4 separate regions of the Homo sapiens genome follow, and all the other regions are linked to region 1. The links are chromatin contacts, found by Hi-C in ENCODE. All regions are on one chromosome and are shown on one strand. Each heading gives the region's core, a stretch centred on a gene start or an enhancer-like site at or near the end of the contact. The rest is flanking DNA. Distances are from core to core; before and after follow the strand shown.

Region 1 (5,655 bases), core at 2,224-4,723:
TTAGATACTGCTGGTGGGAATATACATTGGTACAGCCATTATGGAAAACAGCATCAAGGGTCCACAAAAAATTAAAAACAGAACTACCACATGATTCATCAATGCCACTTCTGGGTATATATCCAATGAAAATGAAATCACTATCTCAAGGAGATATCTGCACTCCCATGTTCGCTGCATCATCCACAATACCCAAGATATGGAAACAACGACTTAAGTGTCCATTGACAGATAAATGATTAAAGGAAACATGATATATATTATATTTTATGTTTACACAACACATCCACACTGGAATATTATTATTCAGCCTTACAAAAAGAACAAAATCTTGCCATTTGCAACAACAGAGATAAACCTAGAGGACATTGGGCTATGTGAAAAAAGCCAGACTCAGAAAGACAAATGCTACATGATCTCACTTACACACAGACTTTTAAAAAAGTCAAACTCAGAAGCAGAGAGTAGAAGGGTGTTTACCAGAGGTGGAGGGCAGCAGGGGATGGGGAAATGTTCTAAGGGCACAAACTTTCAGTTATAAGATGAGTAAGTTCTGTAGATCTAAGGTACAGTATAGTGACTATACTTAACATATTTACTGTATACTTGAAATTTGCTTAAAGAATAGATCTTAAGTATTTTCAACACCAAAAAATATGGTAGCTATGCGAGGTAACAGATACGTTAATTAGCGTGATTGTGGTAATCATTTCACAATTTATTTGTATACCAAACCATCACACTGTACACTTCAAAATATACAATTTTTGTCAATTTACCTCAATAAAGCTGGGGGAAACAGTTCTAGTCTTTATTCCTAATAAAAATCACTCAGCTAAAGAACACATTACCTTGCTCCAATGCTTAATATTTTATAGTACCCTAATATAACTCTCAATCTCTACCTACTCCAAAGTTATACTTAATTACACATGAATAATAAAGTTATAATAATACTGCTCTTTTCCCTCCTATTCATTTTTAAGAAAAGGAGAGCTAGTATACCATTTGGCGTTAAAGAAGAAGACTACAGTTGGAAAACGGATCTTTTCTAAAGGTGTGAATATGCAAACTAAATTCCCTGTATATGAGTTTCATAAGCATGAAAGTTCACTTCTGCATTTCTTCCACAAATATTTACTAGGCCTTAAGAATACAAAGAAGAATAAGACATAGTGGTCTCCCACCCTCAATAACTATGGATTAACCTCAGCAAATATTATTTCAATCCTGATGACAAGCAGTACTCTGTTCAATTCCAACCAATACATAATTTGGGGCAATATTATGGTAATTTTTATAATCAACAATGAATTATTTTTATTATTAAAAGTATATGGTAATCAACTCAAGGTTTATGTATTGGGGTTGTTATCCACTCCTACTAGTTCACGAAGTAAAAAAAAAAAAAAAAAAAAAAAGGACTAGGTCGCTAGTTATTCAGTTTGAATGACTCATGCTGGACCATCACAAATCTTCTTATGGAATAGACAGTAAGAGAAATCCCTGAGAGTAAATTGGACTCGATTCAACTTCTGGGAAAAAGAGAAAGGGAGAGGCGAATTATAAGCAATATGGAAATAATCTGTATTTACTAGTAATATTTCTTCATTTCTTCACCTTATATTTTTCTCTTCCTAAATTAGAAAAGGATTCTTTCTCCACCTTTCTCCTTTCTCTTTTCCTGTCTTGCTAAATCATGAAGAGACTTTAGAAGGGAATAGAAAATCTGATGGAGGTTTAGATACCAAACTTCCCCTATATCAAAACTAATCATACCCAAGTATAGGAGGGCTTCTCTCTGTAATTCAAGGCTGCACTTTTTGTTCAGGAGAAAAGGTGGCATGTATACTCGTGTTTAGATATGAATAGCACATATTTTTAAGTTTATCATTCCACCGGTTTTCATTTCTATTTTTAATGCCAAATTCCAGAAAGCCCACATTTTGGCAAGCATGGTAGAAAGCACTTCATTCCCTTTCTGGTTCCTCAATTACTGAGGTGCACCACTCTTCATCCAGGAATAAACTCCACTAAGTTCCAATCTCTTATACCTGCACCTCTATTCTCCTAGAAGATGCTGCCGATCCTGTTCAAACTCATTTGAGAGCAAGAGTGTCAAAGAGCTGGGGAGAGCTACCCCATCTTTTTTGCCACCAACTTTTACACAGACTGGTCCAGTTCTTACCATACAATTTCAAACATGCTTATACAAAGGTCAGAAAGACCTTTCCCTTGTCTATTTTACTGTGAGCATATATCTATTGCTTTCTGCTCTGAGGCATAACAGAGAAGGAAAAGGATGTTTTCACTTAATTATTAACATACTTTCAACTTCAGGTTTAAGGAGGTAGGCATATGAAAGTAAGCGCTTAACTTCATATCCTCCCACAGGACAGGAACAAAGGAGAGCATAACATTTCCCTAGAACCAGAAATTATTATGGATTGGGGTCAACTAAATTCTTTATAGGCACTGGTGACAGCTGCGACCTTAAAAGTCTTCCTTCATTTGGGAAAAAAAAAATCTTAACCATCTATTATACCAAACTTAAGATAATCATACACTGAGTTAAAAAAAAAAATACTCTCCACAGCTGACGCACATTACCCAGTGGGAAGGGAAGCCACGCACATCGCACATTTCCCTTTTTAAAGTACGTCTAGCCAATTCAAGAGTAACACAAAACATAGAGTCTAACAGCACATTATTAAACTTCCTCTCGGTATAAATCAGTTTAAAAATGAACATACACTTTAGAAAACAACAAAACACTAAACTTGTGAAGCTCAGAAAGAAGCCAGGAATATTCCTTTTAAATATGTTCTCGGTGGTTAAGAGGAAATGTCCGATGATGTCATCCCTAGATACTCCCTAGTGATGAACACTAACTACTGGTCCTTAAAGGGGGACCATTTTCCTGCAAACCGTGGCGGTCGCTGAGCTTTGCTCAAAGATTCTTTAACCAAAGTCAGGGAAGAGGGGTGTTCGCTGTCTCGGGCTAGAAATCAGGGAAGAGCGCTGGTCCCCGGGCCCCCAGCCCCGGCTCCCAGACCACAGGCGGCCAGGCCTGGGGCGGGCGGGGAAGGGCCTGGGAGCGGCCCAGCTGCACCTGCTCCTCAGGAAGCCGATGGCCCGGGGGCGGGCCGGGGTCTGGGGGTGGTTGTCCCCCATCGGGGCACAGCCCGGCCTCTAGCCGCCCGGTAGACTCCCCGCCCCCCACCTCGCCCCGGTTCCCGGAGGAAAAGACAATACATTTTAACGCCATTGGAGCTGCTGCTGTGCTGCGGCTGCTGCTTCTCCGCCTCCGCGGGGTGCGGCTCTCGCCGCGGCTCGCCCGGCGGCTCTGCGGGCTGCAGGTGCGGGCTGTCGCCACCAGTGGCCCCGGGCACCTCGGCCTTGTTGGCGTCCGCCATCCCGCCGCCGCTGCCTCCGCCTCGGCCGCCTGAGCTGAGGGGCTCCGAGCGCGACAATGGCGGCTGCCGGGGAAGCGGTAACGGATCCCGATTTGAAAAGGCCCCGAGCGCTCAGTAACCCGGATCTCGCGAGAACCGGTCGAGACTGGGTGACTGGGAGATGGTGTGTGCCGGGTGCGGGGGGTGGGAGTGCGGGGGGAGGGGAGCCATGGGAGCTGGGGTCAGGGCCGCTGTTGCTGCAGTCGGCCCTACACCTGCCTGGGAGGGCTGGACCAGTCCTGAAAGCCCCCGGTGGTGGTGCCATGTCTGCCCACCAGCCCGCCTGTCGCTTGGCACCAGTGGAGTCTTCGCTTGCAAAGCGGGATTAGACATCAAAGCCCTAACACCCAGACTGTTCAATTCATTCCAGGTAGGGGCAGTTAAAGAACACACCACTTTGCATCTTTAAAGACTTCTTGCAAGTCCTCAGACTGCCTTTAGAAATCCTTTGAATTAAGCAAATATAAGTCTCTTGCCATTTCAATGCCTAGGCACCCTTCGGACATTCCATAAATAGTTATTGATGACTGATTGCAATTCACCAAAAGGAATGACTTTGAATTTCTTTGAGAATTATTTGTTCTTAGGGGGTGAGGATTTCCCAGGAACTCAACTATCAGCTTAGTAAGAGAAGACTGCAGTTTTTCTCTGGACATCAATCAATATGGGGAATCCATAATTATAAAATATCGTCTACTAGATGGGCTAATAATGGACATTTGAGGTTTTGACTGTGTGTTTATTGTATACTGATGGAAATTCTAGTGAAGTAGTTAGTTATACGCTCTCAAATTTAATTGCCATATGGAGTTTTAAAATACAGTCGTAGATTTTTCCCCCTAAGTATGAAAAGGAAACCGTTAAATTTAATCAACTCCTAATTCTCGAGTACTATAATCTTTCACATTGACATAACCTTTTTCAGCTGAAAAGTTTAAATGCCTTCCCAAATTTTTTTTCCATGAAGAAGCAAACACGTACAGTTTAGTCACTTTGCAGAATATCATACACACATCAGTGGTAAAGTTATAGTTAGAAAGTAATACTCAAATAACATAATTTCATCTTCGGCTTTTCAATGTGTAGTTTCCTACCCTCTACCGAAAAATACCAAGTTCAGCTACTTCATCACACACACACATACACACACACACATACACAAACACACACACACATAATCAGAACATTTTAATGATAAGAATGCTATTGTAGTTGCTGTATAAATTGTTTCTCATTCAACTCTGAGACATAAGATTTATAATCGCAGAAAGGGCATTCAATTGTGACAGACAAAATCTGGGTTAGAACCCCAGCTCTGCCTCTTTTTGCCCATAACTCCCTGGGCAAGTCACCTCATTTCTCAATCTCTCTACAATAAATAGGGATAGCAATACCGACCTTACAGGATTGAGGTGAGGATTAAAAGAAAGCACTTTATGTAGGAAAAAGTGCTATATGAACATAATGTAATATTACAATTCTCTATCTCCCTAAGCTCAGCAGGGTTTTAGTCAAAGACAAGCCAAGTGATTTTTCCCACAGCACTAAATTATAAGTACTTTCAAAATAGTCATCATTCTGTTATTCTTTTGCTATTGTTGAATTCAGTATGAAAATTGAACCCCACCATCACCAGTACAATATATTCTTGCAAAAATCCTTTAATCAACTCAATGCAAGATTTTTTTAAGAGGCCTTTATGCTTCAAACAGAGTAGTAGGTACATGAGGAATACAAAAATGAGTACAGCCCTGTTGGGAGAGGGCTAATGTAAAAAGTACTATTTAAGTGCTATAATACAAATAAAAGCAAAGTATAATTAAAAAATTATTTACAAAAACAGGAGACTGGCCCACATGCCTTAGTTTGCCAATTAAAATATTCCATTAAAATATTTATCTTGATTACTGAGTTTTAACTTTTGTACCCAAGACAAATGCCTCACCCGCTGTAGCTTGGTTCTAGTCCTGATAAAGAGCAGAGGTTAATTCCTACTGAGAGATTGGTGAGGGCCTTATAAAAGAGCTGGATCTTAAAAGACAAAGAATTAAGGCAACTTCTGAAGGGAAGAGAATGATTAATCTTTACCATTCCATCTGACTGCTCAATAGATTGATCTTTCCTTCCTTTCTTGCTATTAATTGCAAAAGATAAAGAAAAAACTATTAATATTCTGTTGCTGAATTCCATTTCTGTATTT
Region 2 (4,969 bases), core at 1,673-4,172, 870 kb after region 1:
CAATAAATTTCCTAAAAATAGAACCAGTAAGCCTTTATAAACAAAATGAACTCCATGATTTATCCTTCACATCTCAAAATGCAAGTTTTTTTTTTTTTTTCAGGGGAAAAAATGCATTATATACCAAGCAACACATATTCTTAGAATATTTAACTCTGGCAGTTAAAATTAAGCTAGCTATTTTGATTAAATACAGAGAATACTCTATAAAAAGTGCTGAAAGAGGATACTCCTAAGATTTTCTTCTAGTTATAACATTCTTTCAAATAATCATTATTGCAATTAAGATTATCCATCTAGCACTGTATTCCCAGTAAGTTACTTTTTACAATCTTGATCAGCACACATACAATTTACCTTTTCTATAAAAAGATTTTATATATTAAAAAAAGGTAATTCACAAGAACAAGAACATGAATGCCTTCAGGCAAAAAAAAAGCGTTTTTTTTTTAAAGTTACACTTGTAAAGTACACAAGGATTTAATTAGGTTAAGATAAAATGCAGAAAGTCTATATTAAGTACTACTTTTTAAAAACCAAACTTCTATGAATTGCTAACTACCACAATACTATAATGAGTAAGTTTTAATGCTGTAGGCATCTAGAGAAATTCTGAGTATGTCAACACTGGTCTAAAGGGAAAAAAACATTCTGTGAGGAAAAATGGAAATTGACACATATTACATATACTTTTCAATGACGTCAATCTACCTAAATTCACTTCAATAGTAGAAATACAAAAGTATAATCCAAATATCCTGGAAAAGCCATTACATGACTCTATGGCATAAAGAATCAAGAATTCCACAAAATTGAGAAATCTCAGTTCCCAATCTACTATTAAGTTAATGGTTCTTAGCCGTCCTTTGAGAATACGATGAAAATAATGGATTCTTGCCCTAGAAAAAGGCATATAAAGAAGCATACTCCTTCTAGGTCATTCATGGACCCCTGAATTAACTGCCTATCGCATAAATGAGGTGAAGACATCACTTTTCTATATATATTTTCTGAGTGTATAGGGAAGTGGAGGATTTTCAAATTATTCTTTCATTTAGGGTTAGGCTGGGGAAGAGGCAAGAAGTACTGGAAGAAAAAAAAGTCAACAGAAAACCTTCTTCCATGTTTTTTTCCTAGTTCTTAAATTTCTACAAGGTTTTAATAGGTCGTGGACTTTGGAAAGATGTGGAAAGGGGAAAAGGCTCTCTAGTTTAAATAATTTGCTCACAGCACTTGCTGCTAGGATAATCACAAACAGCTATGCTAAAAATTACCATCTAAATAGTTAATTATATTTCCTCTAGGATGAAAGGAACTCTAAGTATACATAAGGTAGCATTACTGGTTTTAGTCCTGGCATCCTAGTGAAGGAACAAAATGTTGAACCCTTTCATTAGTAACACACATACAAGGAAATGATTCAAGGAAAATTCGTATTCATTTGTCAGGCTTTGAAATCTCAGGTATTTATGATAGATACCTTCAAAAATGTTTTTAAATTAAACTAGATACAGGCTGTATACAGAATACTTCTGGGTCACATAAATGCCTAAGTGTATTTGCCAAGAGACTCTGTATCAATTTCTCTTTGGTAATTCCATGTATTGTTTTATAAAACTCATTTGTGTCTTCAGAGTTACATTCACATAAAGCTTTTTTTTAAAAAAAAAAGTCTTCTGTAAAAACAAGTATACACAACTAGGAAGCTGTGCTTTGCCTGCTAAGAGTCCGATTTCAAAATACAAACCGGCTTCAACTACATATAGACACATACAGGAATTTGGGAAATCTTATCTCATTAATTCAGGTGCTAATTATCCAACTGTAAAATTAATAGGCAGAAATTACTAGCCTCTCTTCTTCCGTCATCTAGTCATCAATGGGCAAGGCCTTCGAAGAAGGGAATAGAGAGTGAATAAACTTGGACTTCAAATTAAGTCGTTTCGCAGAGATCTTAAGAGTGGAAAATACTGGGGGGGAAACTATTGTTTTCGATTACTTTTAACACTGTTATCATCCCTGCCTGCTACCACCTACTAGCATGCATAATCAGGAATTTGATGCAAATAAAAATAAAACAGAACACTAATAGGACTACTTTGCGAATATGAAAACGGGTTCGAAAATAAGCTTATGCTTTACACCCTTAAAATAGAGCTAGCTTTAAAAAAAAACCCACTAATTACAATTCTTTGCAAAATAACTGGATAAAAGGACAAGGGGAAATCGTAGTATCGTTTCTTAAAAGAAACACCTCCGTAAAACCACTGCAAAAACAATGCTTCGCTCCATTGAACACAGACCTAAAAGGCCCGTGACTTCCCTTCATCTGTAGTTACCACACATTCTCTTACAGTCTTTCTGGGTGAGAAGCCTTCAAACGCCTTTCCACCTTGAAAACACATTCCAGAGCTGAAGGGAATGGGGGAAGCGGGGAGACTACTAGAAGTTATAAGCCCTCCTCCCAGGAGAGCAGGGACAACTTGGAGCCTTCTGACCCCTTCACCAAGCAGGGGAGAAGCGGCAACGGCGAGCCCTCCGCCTGGGAAGTAATCAGGGTTGGAAAAGCCCCCAAGTCCCAGGCAGCAGCTGGAACAATGAAGGAGAGCTGGGAGCTGCCAGGCTCCCAGGTGAGGGGGTCTGCGGCCGCAGGACCGGCCCCCGGTCCCCACGTTCGGAGAACTGGGCCTGGCCTGTGAGGAAGCGGCGACCCCAACCCCCGGCTCGGCGGGCCCAGCCCAAACCCGCGTACCTGCTCCGTGGGGGCTCGGTCCATGGTGCCTGCAGCCGCAACGGGCCCGCGCTAGTCGGTGTAAACAGCGCCTCGGGCCGCTTTCTCCATGGCCCCCCGCTCGGGTCCAGACTGGGTTCCGGACCTCCGCCCCTATCTGGCTGGCCGCGACACCGATTCGGCTACGCCACTGGCCGAGGAGGCGGCTCCAGCTCCGGGAGATGGAGGAGGCGGTGGCAGCTTCGGGGAGGGATCATCTGGGACGGAAGCCGAGGAGGGCCCGAATGGGCTGGAGGCGTAGTTAGAAATGGAGGCGCACGGAAGGAAAAGGAGTGGGGAGGAGGCAGAGAGGGGCAGTGGGCGGAGTGACAGCAAATGGCCTCAGCAAGGGTAGGAGGAACCCGGCCTGGCCTGGAGGCTAAGGCCAGGTGGAGGCGCCCAGGAGCAGGTGCCCCGAACCACACGCCACCCCTGCGACTGTTAAACGAGAAGTGTCAGACCACTTGGGACCCAGGTCTCCCGGGACTTCAAAGACCTCTTCAGGATCTGAAACCACCTCTTAGTGATGTTGGAAAAGCTTTCATCTGCCCACCGTACATCTGCTCCTTCCTTATGTTACGCAAATAAAGGGAGTCATGACTATAAAGGAATGAGAATATTCTGAAAATAATGGAGTCTTGCCCTAGAAAAATGCATATGTAAAACGCATACACAGAATGACTGGAAGAGGCCCGCTAGGAAGCTCCCCACAAATATTTATTGAGAGTTAATTCATTATCCAGGTTCATGCCCACTTCTAGGCTCACATCCAGGCTGACCTCGCCCATCTCAGAAATCCTAATTTTATGCAGGATCTGTATAACACCACCCAACGGGTAATTATTTTATCTTCAGATCCTTAGCTCCTTAAGGGCAGAGACTGTCTTGAAACTGGGCACTACCGTTAGCATGGCAAATTTCTTCTGGGCATCTCCTCAGACACACCCTCCAACACCCACACCCTCTGTGAAGATTCAACCAACTGCGGATAGAAATATTTTGAGGAAAAAAGAAATATCAAGTACAACAATAAAATACAAGTAATACAGTTTAACAACTGCTTATACAGCATTTACATTGTATTAGGTATTATAAGTAATCTAGAGATGATTTAAAGTATATCGGAGGATATGCATGGATTGTATGCAAATACTACACCATTTTATATAAGGATCTTTAGCACTCATGGATTTTGGTATCAGCAGGGATCCTGGAGCCAATATCCCCCCTGGGATACTTAGGGACAACTGTATAAGCTAAATTACACTTAAGTGAAGGTAGAGTTGAGGTGGCTGCTGTTTGGGGCACTGGTGTGGAGATCCACAGCTAGGAATGGGAAAGAGATTTTAAGAAATTTGCTTTGTCATGCTTCAGGAGATATCAGTAAAGACTAATTGCCTTTTCAGTTAGTCTAGGTTATTAGTCTGGTTATTAGACTCCAATATGAGGCTTGTTATGTGAAGGCCCCTTGCTGTACTTATGTTGATACAGGTTGGGTATCTCTAATGGAAACTATGAAATTCCAAACCCTCTTGAATCCCAAATGTTCCAAAATTAGAAACTTTCTGAGCACAGACATGACATTTAAGGATAATGTTCGCTGGAACATTTCAGATTTTGGACTTCCAGTTTAGAGATGCTCAACCAGTAAGTATAATGCAAATCTTCCAAAATCCAAAATCTGAAACACTTATGGTTTCAAGTATGTCAAAATAAGGGACATTCAACCTGTATTATATATTGGCCTGCTGAAAGGAGCTATATTGTGTCAGCAAGACTTATATCAAGGCTGGCAATAGAAACATCTTGAAAGGAGAAACATTTATATTTACACATTTATATTTACATTTAAATATATTTATTTAATTTTAGTAAATTTTCTGCCACCTCAAATTTAATATCAATGCATGTGTATTTGAACTGCAAATTTATGTAACATTTGTAAATATATGTGCAATTAACGTAATGTTAGGTCCCTGGTGCCTATCACACACCTAGCTGGGATTCAGTGAATGCTGAATGAATTTAGGGTTGGTTGCTCAGAAAAACTAAGTTATTTATAAGGAGTAGTTATGTAAACTAACAGATGACCGTCCTCCTTCACAATTGAAAGACAAAATAACTGAATTTTCAGATTGTCTTCCTACTGGTGGTCTATAGCCATAATATACCCTCATCTGAGTAAAAAGATAATAGCAA
Region 3 (5,554 bases), core at 328-2,827, 700 kb after region 1:
AGGTCCTACAATAGGCTGTCTGCAGGCTAAGGAGAGAGGAGAGCCAGTCCGAGTTCTGAAACTGAAGAACTTGGGAATCCAATGTTCGAGGGCAGGAAGCATCCAACACAGGAGAAAGATTTAGGCTGGGAGGCTAGGCCAGTCTCTCTTTTCACATTTTTCTGCCTGCTTATATTCTAGCCAAGCTGGCAGCTGATTAGATTGTGCCCAACCAGATTAAGGGTGGGTCTGCCTTTCGCAGCCCACTGACTCAAATGTTAATCTCCTTTGGCAACACCCTCACAGACACACCAATGATCAATACTTGTATCCTTCAATCCAATCAAGTTGACACTCAGTATTAACCATCACACTTCTCATCCACAAAAGACGGAATGGATCTGTGACCCATTTGTGAATAAGCCAGGTGAATCCACTTTGTCCACGCTAGAAGAGGATCAACTGCTTGATATTGCAAATGACGGTGGCCTTAAAAGTATGTTTGAGACAACTTCAAATCTCCATACGTTCTCGATTAAAGTCAAGGCGGAACATCCTGAGATTGCCACAAAAGTACTGAAAAGCCTCCTTCCATTTTCAACATCCTATCTTTGTGAGGCAGGATTTTCCACAGTAACAGCAACCAAAATGAGATTACAGAATAGACCGGACATAAGGAACACACCTCGGGTGTCACTGTGTCTCATCACCCCCAGATGGGACCATCTAGTTGCAGGAAAACAAGCTCAGGGCTCCCATTGATTCTACATTATGGTGAGTTGTATAATTCTACATAACTATAATGTAATAATAATAGAAATAAAGTGCAGAATAAATGAAATGTGCTTGAATCCTGTAAGTATACACAGTCATATAATTCATATAAGTATATACAACTTAAAACCTGAGGCTTTTAAGTTGAAGGTAAAAACAGGTAAAACATGTTTTTAAAAAACACACAAAATAGTATTTTGCTGTCAATACATAAAGATACATGTAAATGCAAATAAAAAGAATTCAAAGAATACACACCGCATTGCTAATAGTGGAAAGATACCTCCCAGGCGAAAAGAAATGGGACCAAGTATTTCTTCACTATAACTAAAAAAAAAAAAAGTACAATATATCTGTTGTTTGTGAATTTAACTTTTTAAATGAAAACACTAAAAGGACAAAATGGATTAGTTCTTAATATGCTGATCTGTGGTTATGGATGTTGTCTGGTTTGGAGACGTGGATTTACAAGTCATCAGTACATCGGTAAATTGCCCAGGGGAAGAGGAAGGGGGGGAAGGAGCATTAAATGTTACGAAGGCCATGTAAGGTTATTTTCCGGTTTGCAGCATTACAAGCAGCAGTAGGGTTAAGTAACACAGAAACTGTTACGCTCTTGCATGCAGGGTCCCTAGATACGAAGTTCGAATCGATGGAAACGTAGCTCAAAAGGCGACGCCAACACCCCGGAGAAAACACTGAGCTACTCCAACCACAGTGGCGCGCCAAGTAGGAGGCGGTACCTGAGGACCACGCCTGCGCGCGGGGTTACGCAAGCGCGCAGCCTTTGCGCACGCGCACGAACGCACGGCCGCGCAGCATCTGTCTTGCTGGAAGCTTTTTCCTAGAGGTTGAGCGGTTTGCACAATGTCGGAAATGGCTGAGTTGTCCGAGCTGTATGAAGAGAGCAGTGACCTGCAGATGGATGTGATGCCTGGCGAGGGTGACCTTCCGCAGATGGAGGTAGGCAGCGGGAGCCGGGAGCTATCCCTGCGTCCCTCCCGCAGCGGGGCCCAACAGCTCGAGGAGGAAGGCCCAATGGAGGAGGAGGAGGCCCAGCCAATGGCGGCGCCAGAGGGGAAACGGAGCCTTGCTAACGGGCCCAACGCTGGGGAGCAGCCAGGCCAGGTGGCGGGCGCAGACTTCGAGAGCGAGGACGAGGGCGAGGAATTTGATGACTGGGAGGACGACTACGACTATCCCGAAGAGGAGCAGCTCAGTGGTGCCGGCTACAGAGTATCAGCCGCTCTTGAAGAAGCCGACAAGATGTTTCTGAGAACAAGAGAACCAGCCCTGGATGGCGGGTTTCAGATGCATTATGAGAAGACCCCGTTTGATCAGTTAGCTTTTATCGAAGAGCTTTTTTCACTGATGGTTGTCAATCGTCTGACCGAAGAACTCGGCTGTGATGAGATTATTGATAGAGAGTAGTTAGATGCTGTTAAAAGAGGAGGAAACTACTTGAGGAGGGACCCAACTTTCCGCTATCTTTTGGGTTCATTCCAAATAGTTTTGTGCCATTGAAAAACTTGACCTTCAAAAAAATTTGTTTTTCAGAATAGAACACAATAGGACAGTGACTGCACAGTTGTGAAAAAGGAAGAGAATCATTAAAGAAAAAGAAAAAAGATTTTAAGACCGTTGAAATCAATTATCAAGAACGTCCTAAAACACCTATGGCTTTGACTTTGTTATTGATCCAGATTATTTTCCTTGCATTGGGGAAAATATCTTTCATATTTGTTTGCTGTAAAGATGGTTTTGCAAGAATAAGTCATGACCAAGACAAACTGCCAATACAAAAGCCCACTGATACTAATTATATAATGAGAAAAAAATGTATCCAACTAGGACACATATCTTTTGAGTTATTTGGACTGAAAGCTTAAGAAAACTTGGAAAATTCTATTTTGTGATCTAGTCAAGCCACAGTTATCAAAGGCTACATTTTCAGTGTAAGATAAATGGATGAGTAAACTCAAATATGTATCACGTGTGCTTTGTATCTTAAGATGTGTTTCCAAGAGCATCTGAAATTTTGTTTGTACATGTATCTTGATCATTTATAAAGCCACTGTGATCTATAAATCAAGAAAATCCATTGTCATAACCATTTTTAAAAGTCAAAAATTAAGACATCCTTAATTAAAAAGTTTCAAATCTAGACACTAAATGTGTGTGAATGTACAAAGAAAACAAACCATTGCTTATGCTGTTATATACTAGAGAAATTTTGTTTTGCTTGCTGTTTTAACTTGACAGATGAAGGACTTTAGTTGAACTTCATATTGTAAGAACTGTTAATAAAAGTTGTCAAGTAAAAAGCGCTATATCTAAAAAGACTTTATGAACAGTTATTCTATCAACTTTTAAAGGTTTTAAACCTGCCCAGAAATTACCTTGGTATCTGAAGTTTCCCTCTGTCTCCTCCTCTAATTAAGCTTGTTATTTGTCATGCACCAGCATTGGAGATAATAAAATTTCTTGTTCTGTGTATTTTGTTTGGCTAATAGTATTGCATACATACTTTCTCTGTATACTACTTTCTATTGTATGTGTTAACCAGTATTAAGGGAAAATGATCCAGCTTCAGCTATCTAATTCACAAATTAATTTCTGGAAATTAAACTTTGTAAATTAAGTTTTTGCCTATAAGAATTTGCTGGTCTGGGAAAACCTGCCCTATCAATGAGTATGTTGCCGTGGTTACCTTACTAAGATGCTGAAGTTCTAGGAGAGTAATGATTACATCAGAAGGCTAGGTTCAGCAAAATAAGTGTATCAGCAGGTTTTATCATGATCAGTAAAAATGTTCCAAATGCTTCTGCTCCATTATAGCAGTAAAGAACGAATATCCAATGCAACAGGACAATTCAGAGCCTTATTTATTTTATGGTCATCCTGTCTTTTGGGGAGAGAGATCTGTAAAAGATAGGACTGTGACAAGGCTGATCAGAATTGCTCAGACACTAGCTGGGTTAGGAGGGAGAGATGGTGGAAGTAAAATGTTGGTGCTTAGACTTAATCCTACTGCCTCTTCCACTGCTTTCTCAATTAGCGTGCAGCTACGGTCAGATGAGTGTGGATAGGTAATTAATTGCATGGATGATGTAAATTAGTGTGGGTGGGGGTATGCTAGTGCACAATAAACTGGCTGGTTGTATTTACCTCCAGATCTTTATCTTTACCAGGAAAGTTTATCTTTACTAGGAAAGATAAACTCTTGGAAAAAAAAATCTGAGGTCCACAAACTAGAAGGTTGTGATTCTGTTTTTCTCTGGGACTGAGTAGGGCAAAGAGGTGGGGGTGGGAAACACTATTCCATCTGAAGGCCCATCTTGGGGAGAAAAACCTGGGCTCTGCAATTGACTTGGTTGTTTTTCAGTCTTAAAAATAGGCAGTAAGCTGAGAGACAATGAAAATTGTAAATACTTACTTGTATTTATTGAGGATAGAAAACATTTTAACACCCCTTTTAGGGGTGTAAAATTATTTGTGTTTCTTTTACATGCAGTTGCCACAGACAAACCAGACTACTTGGTTAAAATTTGGGTTCTACTATTTATTAGCTCAGTAACTGGGAAATTAATCTCTCTGGCTCATGTCCTAAACTGAAAATAGGAACAATTGGATGTACCTTACAAATTGTGAGGACTAAATGATGATGTGTGTGAGAGTGTGTGTGTGTGTGTGTGTGTGTGTGTGTGTGTGTGTCTTCATTTAAGGAAGCTAGAGAAAGGAGTTCTGGGGAAATTCTGATTTTGCAAGGTAGGGGATTTAAAGAAGATTTTGAGTACACGGTGTGATTAGGGAGAGTTTTCCAAATTTATCCATACATATTATAAATGTTCGCTTAGATCAGATATCCCATGTTGACTGTCTTCAGGCCACAGATCTATTTTGTTTGGTTCATGCTTATAATTTTAAGAGACCAACATCTCAGTACAGAGACAGCAGCTAAAAATCTAGATTCTTACCTTTTTATTATTATTTTTTTAAAGTAAAAGATCTGGGAGCCTTTGACCTATAGACCTATGTAGCCAACAAACAAACAAAAAAACAAAGCAAAAAAAAAAAAAAACCATCTGATTCACCTTTAGATAAGGAAGATTCTGTTTGCCAAGTCCCTCAGTGTTGTCTCCCCAACACAGAGGCCAGGTAGCACTTGACATTTATCATTGGGCCTGCACCATTGTTTTTTCTTGTGCTTGCACAGCTTGCATTACCTACTTGGCCTCTAAATATCTCAAGTTGCCTCTCCTTGTAGAGACTAAAGGATGTCTCAATTTTTGCCTGTTTTACCTTAACTCTATTACCCTTCTGAATTCAGTACCTGTTAGAGTTGTAGAAATCAGTAAAGAATTAGTGGGAGTGTGAGCAACTGAGACTCTGACTTTGCTTGAGGCCCTAAAATACTATATTAAAGTATGTCAATAAAGTCTGTTGCTTGAATTTTAAAACAAGGAAATACCTATAACTTACCCTTGCAAAAATGTATTCCCATCCTGAAATATGGTAATATTTAAAAATTGCAAGCATCGCATGTTTAATATTTTCTGCCTCTGGAGGTTTGTAAAATATTTTCTGGGAATGAATTGTTATATTCTTGATGTTCTCAGTGGCCAAAGATAAATGTGAACTATCCGTTCCATAAATGCTATCATCTATGAATATATCCATAAATTTGAACCTTTGTTTTCAGTCCAAAGCATATCTTAGAAATTAAGTGGGGATGGGGAAGGCATTAGTATTTCTTTGTATTTATTTTAGAACTTCCAGTGGTAGCATTAAGGATTTAATT
Region 4 (5,521 bases), core at 556-3,055, 980 kb after region 1:
AAATATCACATGTTCTCACTCAGATCTGGGAGCAAAAGAAGTTGATTTCACGGTGGTAGAGAGTAGAATGATAGGAAGGGTGTTGTGGGGGGAAGAGGAGTGGGGAAGTAAGAGAAGTTGGTTAATGGTATGTACAAACCAACAGTTAGATAGAAGGAGTAAGTTCTAATGTTTGACAGCGGAGCAGGGTGACTATGGTTAAAACGTATTTTATATTTCAAAATATCTAGAAGAGATGACTTTAAATATTCCCTAGACACAGAAATGATAAAAACACAAGGTGATGGATATCCTAAATACCGACTTGATCACTACATATCCTGTGCATGTAACGAAACCCCCCATAAATATGTACAAAATACTATGAATCAATTAAAAAAATACAAGCACATATAAAAGAAACATTTTGATAACAAAACACCTGTAATATAAATAAACAGGTAATAAGTAAAAATGGACAGATACATATTCTTAATGAACTGAAGTCACTGCCTACAACTGGCTTGCACAAACTAAAATGTAAGGTAGAAACCATAACTATTAGCGAAACTACATTTAACTTTAAAAATTATAAAAATCTCTACTATGACTTTCAAATAATAGCGAGAATTTCCTTTCTCCCTTTTGCAAAGTGTGCCTTATTTTAAAATGCAAAAAACTGAAAATATATACGAAAAAGTTATAGACTAATTCAAAACAATGTATTAATATTTTGACAATCTCTGGCACTTAAAATGAGTCAGACGTCCCAAAACATCTATTTCGTAACTTTATGATAATGCAGCATCACCATAAAAGAACCATATGAAACACCCCCAAAATAAAGAAACACAGCAAAATTGACGTTAATTCTGGATCAAGATAATTTTCTGAGTTTCCACACGATGTTTTTGAATAGCAAACGTTATTCAAACTTGCAAATCCATTAATAAATGAAGCTTTGAATCTTTAAAAATCTCCATTCGGTCAGAAAAATTCGTTTATTTCTATGCTGTTGCTGTTTTAAACTTTGTATACTGGGAAATTTCTAAGGGAAAAGCCATGGGTTCAATTATCTTTCACCCGTCCTCCAAAAACACCACAAGCAAAACCTCCTCCCCAGCTTTTCTTTATAAAGAACTGAAAAAGTGGTTCGACTACCTTTTTTTCAGTTATCTTTGCTCTGAACTCTCCCCTACACACTTACCTCGGACCAAAACTGGCCCTGGCAAGACTATTTAAGCTATGTCTCCAGGAGACTCACAAGTTGCGTTTCGCAGTCAGGCCTGGGAGCAGTAAGGACACCCCCGTTTTCTGACTTCTCCTAGCATTTCGCACCCGCTCAGTTCCAGTGTGAAGAAGTGGGGGCCCGGAACGCTGGGCCCGAAAGGGCAAAGCCAGGGCCTACACCGCAGCATGGTCACCGAGGCGGCTAGCGCGGTGGGGAGGCAGAAGACAGAGAACCGAACGCCTGGGACCAGGGGCATCCGTGTAAACCGAAGAGGCGCTCAGACTCGGAGGGCAAGGCCCGGGGCCCCCTTCGCTGCCTCCTTTGCCCTCCCTTCCCCCATGCTGGAGAAGCAGGGCCCGGGCCCGGTGCGGGAACGGGGAGGAGGTAAACCAGTCCTGTCACCGCACTGAGAGAGGCTGTAAACGGCACATGCTCTACGGGGAGAGGCCGCGGGCGCCCCGGCCCGGACCCCGAAAACAAGACACATCACCACCCTCAGAGTTCCATTCCCTGCGCCTCACCAGGTCGTAGTCCTCCTCATCATCGCACATGAAATCATCCTCCATGTCAGACATCTTGGCCGGGAGGGGGAGGAGAAATTGGAGACAACCTCCTCCCACAATCCTCCGCGGCTCAGAGGCGTCACTCTCAGCTTCTTTCCGCCTTCCAGTCCCTCTTAGAGGAGCTGTTTCCTGCCGGAACTAATTATCTCGACTTGTAGCTGATTCGCTACGACTCCAAAAGAGACTGCACCACCCCCCGTTTCCTCCGAAGTGGTTGGTGCCTTAGCAACTAAAGCTGGCAACTGGGACATCGTCCGGTGCTGCAGGTCTCAGCCGAAGGGCGTCGGAAACTGCGCTCGCATCGAGCAGTTTCCAGCCTCCTGGGTAAAGGAGCAGTCTCCTCCCTTGCTTGGGACTCTGGACGCATCTCATTCCGGTGAAAGTAAGGGACAGCTTAGGACCAGAAGCCTTTCGCGGAGAAAAGGCTGACATGCCCGTCCTATATGACAGGTATTATTTCTGCTATCATTGTACGTGTGCATTTAGCCCACACATTGCGGTGGGTGTTCCTAAGATACTTGGAGTACTTTTCAGCAACACAGTTTACACTTAATGCTTGTTATATTTGTAGTTGACAAAACAATTCTATGGATATCCTAAATTAGGTATGCAGCTATCAGTTGAGTTGCCTTAAATCTTACTCAGTTGTTCAACGAGTTGTAAACTGACCTTTACAGCCCTTGGGACCAAATTAAGGTAACAACGACTGGTTTTTAAAAAATACATTACTGTGAACCTGAGGGCATCATGTTGTAAGGAGATGGGGGCTGCGGTGACTCGCGGGATCAGGAATTTCAAGAGAACCGAGCGGAAAGGGAAATCCGCAACATGAAGCCCTCTCTCGCTCCCAGGCACCCCTCTACCAGCAGCCTCCTGCCAGAGCAGATTAGTCTCTATCCAGAAATTAAGGGAGAGATTGCTCGTAAAGATGACAAGCTGCTGTCATTTCTAAAATATGTGTGTGTTGATTCCAAAGATCCTGTGTCTTCCGTGCAGCTGAAAGCTGCTGAAACACGTCAGGAGCCAAAGAAATTCAGATTGCCGAAAGGCCATCACTTTGATATGATAAATATTAAGAGCATTCCCAAAGGCAAAATTTCCACTGTAGAAGCATTGACACTTTTCAATAATCATAAACTTTATCCAGAAACATGAACTGCTGAGAAAATAGCGCAAGAATATCATTTAGAACAGAAAGATGTGAATTCCCTTCTTAAATATTTTGTTACTTTTGAAGTCAAAATCTTCCCTCCTGAAGACAAGAAAGCAATACAATCAAAATGAAGAAAATCACAAAAATTTCCTATGTGTACTCCTCATCCCTCATCCTGTATATTTTCTTATTTTTGCATATTAAATTATGTTAATTACCAAGTGTTTAATGCTCTCATTGTGAGAGCATCCTCTTAATATTTATTGAGCTCCCTGAATTTTCAAGATTGCCATAGACTGTATTTTGTTTTCTTTTAATTTGGTTTAGGCATATTTCATATGTACATGTTAGCATGACTAATCAGCACATCTGTACCTTTATTATAAGTAAAAGAGTTAATTTGTTATTTTAGACACATCATACCAACTTTTAAATTGGTCATATGACCCCTTGGGAAGTGTCCTGAATCCCTCATTTAAGTTTTCCTATCCAATTTAGGTGTTTAGTTCATTCTTCATATGTGATAGTGAAAGTAAAAGCTTTCCTGACTCTTAAGACTGACATTTTCTTGCTAGGGAAAGAGACTCGATAGTAAGGTAGACTAACAGTATTTCCCAAATAAAGGCACATAGGAGAAAATAAAGAATCAATAAAATCTAATTAAAATTACTACCCCAGGGAATAAGAAGTATTGAGGATTTATTTTATTTTGAATTGGTTTTAAGTATGGAATAATTGTCTTTACAGTTATAAAAAGTAATTAGTGGTGTTTACGAAATGTTGGGAATTTCTGCTTTGACAAATAGTTAAGTCCCATGGCCTTCAGAGAGAGAGGCAGTAGTAGAAACTTTCGAAAAAGTAACATTTCTCTGGATTTAACATGGAACTAGAAAAATTTAAAGAATAATTAAAAAACCATGGTAAATGAAATTTGGTGATTATATATAGTTTTGGATGTTAATGCTAGTTGAGAGAAGAGAGAAAAAATAGCAAGTAGAAGCAGAGAACAGGATCATTGGAAGGGACCTGAGAAATTGCTGCTTTATCCATTTTAGCAAACTTATTAGCACGGCATGTACCAGTACTAGGATCTTGAGTAAGAGTGTGTGAGTTTAGCTCTGCCTAATATATTACTACTTGTGGGATCTTTGGGAGACTATGTCCTCTTTGAGATTGAATTTCTTCTATAAAATGAGCATAATGCTACCTTACTTAAATTTAAGGGTTATCATGAAGATAAGTGAAATAGTAAAGGACTACAAAAGACCAAGGGAATAATGAATTTTTTTTTTGTAGTGGAGAAACGCCTGGGGAGAATATATGACCTAAGGTTTCTGTAGTTTATGACCTAACCAGGCCCAGAACTTAGTTTTTCAAATCCTAGTAGTGTGTTTTTTCTGATGTGCCAAAAAGCAGCACACCTCAGAGAAGGGAATAAGTGTGAATTGTGGGTATATTGGGGTTATCAGTGTGCTTCTGAGGGAAGATAGGCATCACTACTTCCCAGAGATGCCCCTGGAAATGATACAGAAGATGCTAAAGAATTCAACAAGATGACGGAATGAGGCATTTGTAGTAATGCTGAGAACAGAAAAATGAACTAAGTGGAAAATTTGTAAGCATGTCTTTGAATGTAGATTGGTTAGGTGAACAAACTACCTAGTTTATTTTTAGTTCAGTACAATAATTGTTTTAAGAAAACATGAAATAACTACTCAATATAAAATGCATTTTAAAACTCCTGTAAATCAGTCAAAACTTTATTCCATTTGTCATAATGGTAACTAGTTGAGTCACTAATACTAGTACACTCTTATTTCTGAGCCATCTTTATTCATATCTACATTGTGTGGTTAGGCAGCTGTTATGTGGTATCACATGATAAAAGATTTCTTCCCATACCATTAAAAAAATACTATTACACAAAATCATTGGCAGAATTCAAAATAAAGAAAAAAATGAAATAAAGGGGAAAAACTGCTTTTCAAATAGGTAGCATTTTCCACGTAAACTTCCAGATCTGTCCACGTGACTCCACAAATGGTTATGTAGTTAAGCATATAGATTTGGATTATTTTTGCATCTATGTAGCAGCATAGGTCAATATTTGGTTGTTTATATTTAGAGACAAGATCTTGCTCTGTCACCCAGGCTGGAGTGCAGTGGCACCATCATAGCTTACTGCAGCCTCGAACTCCTTGGTTTAAGTGACCTTCCCATCTCAGCCTCCTCAGTGGCTAGGACTTCAGGTACATGCCACCATTCCTGACTAATTTAAAATATTTTTTTTGTAGAGACAGGGGTCTCACCATGTTGCCCAGACTGGTCTTGCAATCCTCCCACCTCAACCTTCCAAAGCACTGGTATTACAGGTGTGAACCACATTGCCCAGTCTTAAAATATATTCCTAATAATAATTATTTTAGTGGCTGTGTAATAATCCCTCGTTGAATGTACCCGTGCACCATAATTCATGCCATTATTGTTATACATTCAGAGTATTGCAGAAATAACACTATTTTAAGCAATTCTGCAGTGAATATCTTTGAAATTTTATTCTTTAAAAAATAATTCCGGCTGGCGCGCTGGCTCACG

What was found. A loop is a pair of places that touch in the nucleus more often than their neighbours do. Pooled maps may share reads with other maps.
Region 2: a pooled map shows a loop between it and region 1 (14-fold over the local background). The contact joins the promoter of SECISBP2L here to the promoter of MYEF2 in region 1. A Hi-C loop is called at or near these places in 3 of 37 single-sample maps with no recorded cell type and 8 of 50 pooled maps.
Region 3: a map of B cell shows a loop between it and region 1 (18-fold over the local background). The contact joins the promoter of EID1 here to the promoter of MYEF2 in region 1. A Hi-C loop is called at or near these places in 1 of 168 maps with a recorded cell type or tissue (B cell), 1 of 37 single-sample maps with no recorded cell type and 7 of 50 pooled maps.
Region 4: a pooled map shows a loop between it and region 1 (7-fold over the local background). The contact joins the promoter of COPS2 here to the promoter of MYEF2 in region 1. A Hi-C loop is called at or near these places in 2 of 37 single-sample maps with no recorded cell type and 8 of 50 pooled maps.

The regions. Positions count from the first base shown.
Region 1 is chr15:48,174,822-48,180,476 of GRCh38, forward strand. MYEF2 (myelin expression factor 2) reads right to left here and starts at 3,474. Exons shown (of 17, transcript NM_016132.5): 1 at 3,256-3,474. The coding sequence starts at 3,416. It also overlaps a transcript of CTXN2 not described here. RefSeq lists silencers at 2,816-2,985, 3,016-3,445, 3,616-3,715 and an enhancer at 3,418-4,069.
Region 2 is chr15:49,043,524-49,048,492 of GRCh38, forward strand. SECISBP2L (SECIS binding protein 2 like) reads right to left here and starts at 2,923. Exons shown (of 18, transcript NM_001193489.2): 1 at 2,753-2,923. The coding sequence starts at 2,776. RefSeq lists enhancers at 2,380-2,519, 2,810-3,159, 3,260-3,389.
Region 3 is chr15:48,876,557-48,882,110 of GRCh38, forward strand. It overlaps EID1 (EP300 interacting inhibitor of differentiation 1), which reads left to right and starts at 1,578. Exons shown (of 1, transcript NM_014335.3): 1 at 1,578-3,617. The coding sequence starts at 1,621. The coding sequence ends at 2,184. All of the region lies in intron 4 of SHC4 (SHC adaptor protein 4), which reads right to left. RefSeq lists enhancers at 1,153-1,262, 1,533-1,832.
Region 4 is chr15:49,153,794-49,159,314 of GRCh38, forward strand. COPS2 (COP9 signalosome subunit 2) reads right to left here and starts at 1,806. Exons shown (of 13, transcript NM_004236.4): 1 at 1,732-1,806. The coding sequence starts at 1,785. It also overlaps a transcript of GALK2 not described here and the pseudogene NDUFAF4P1. RefSeq lists enhancers at 1,552-2,081, 1,840-2,758.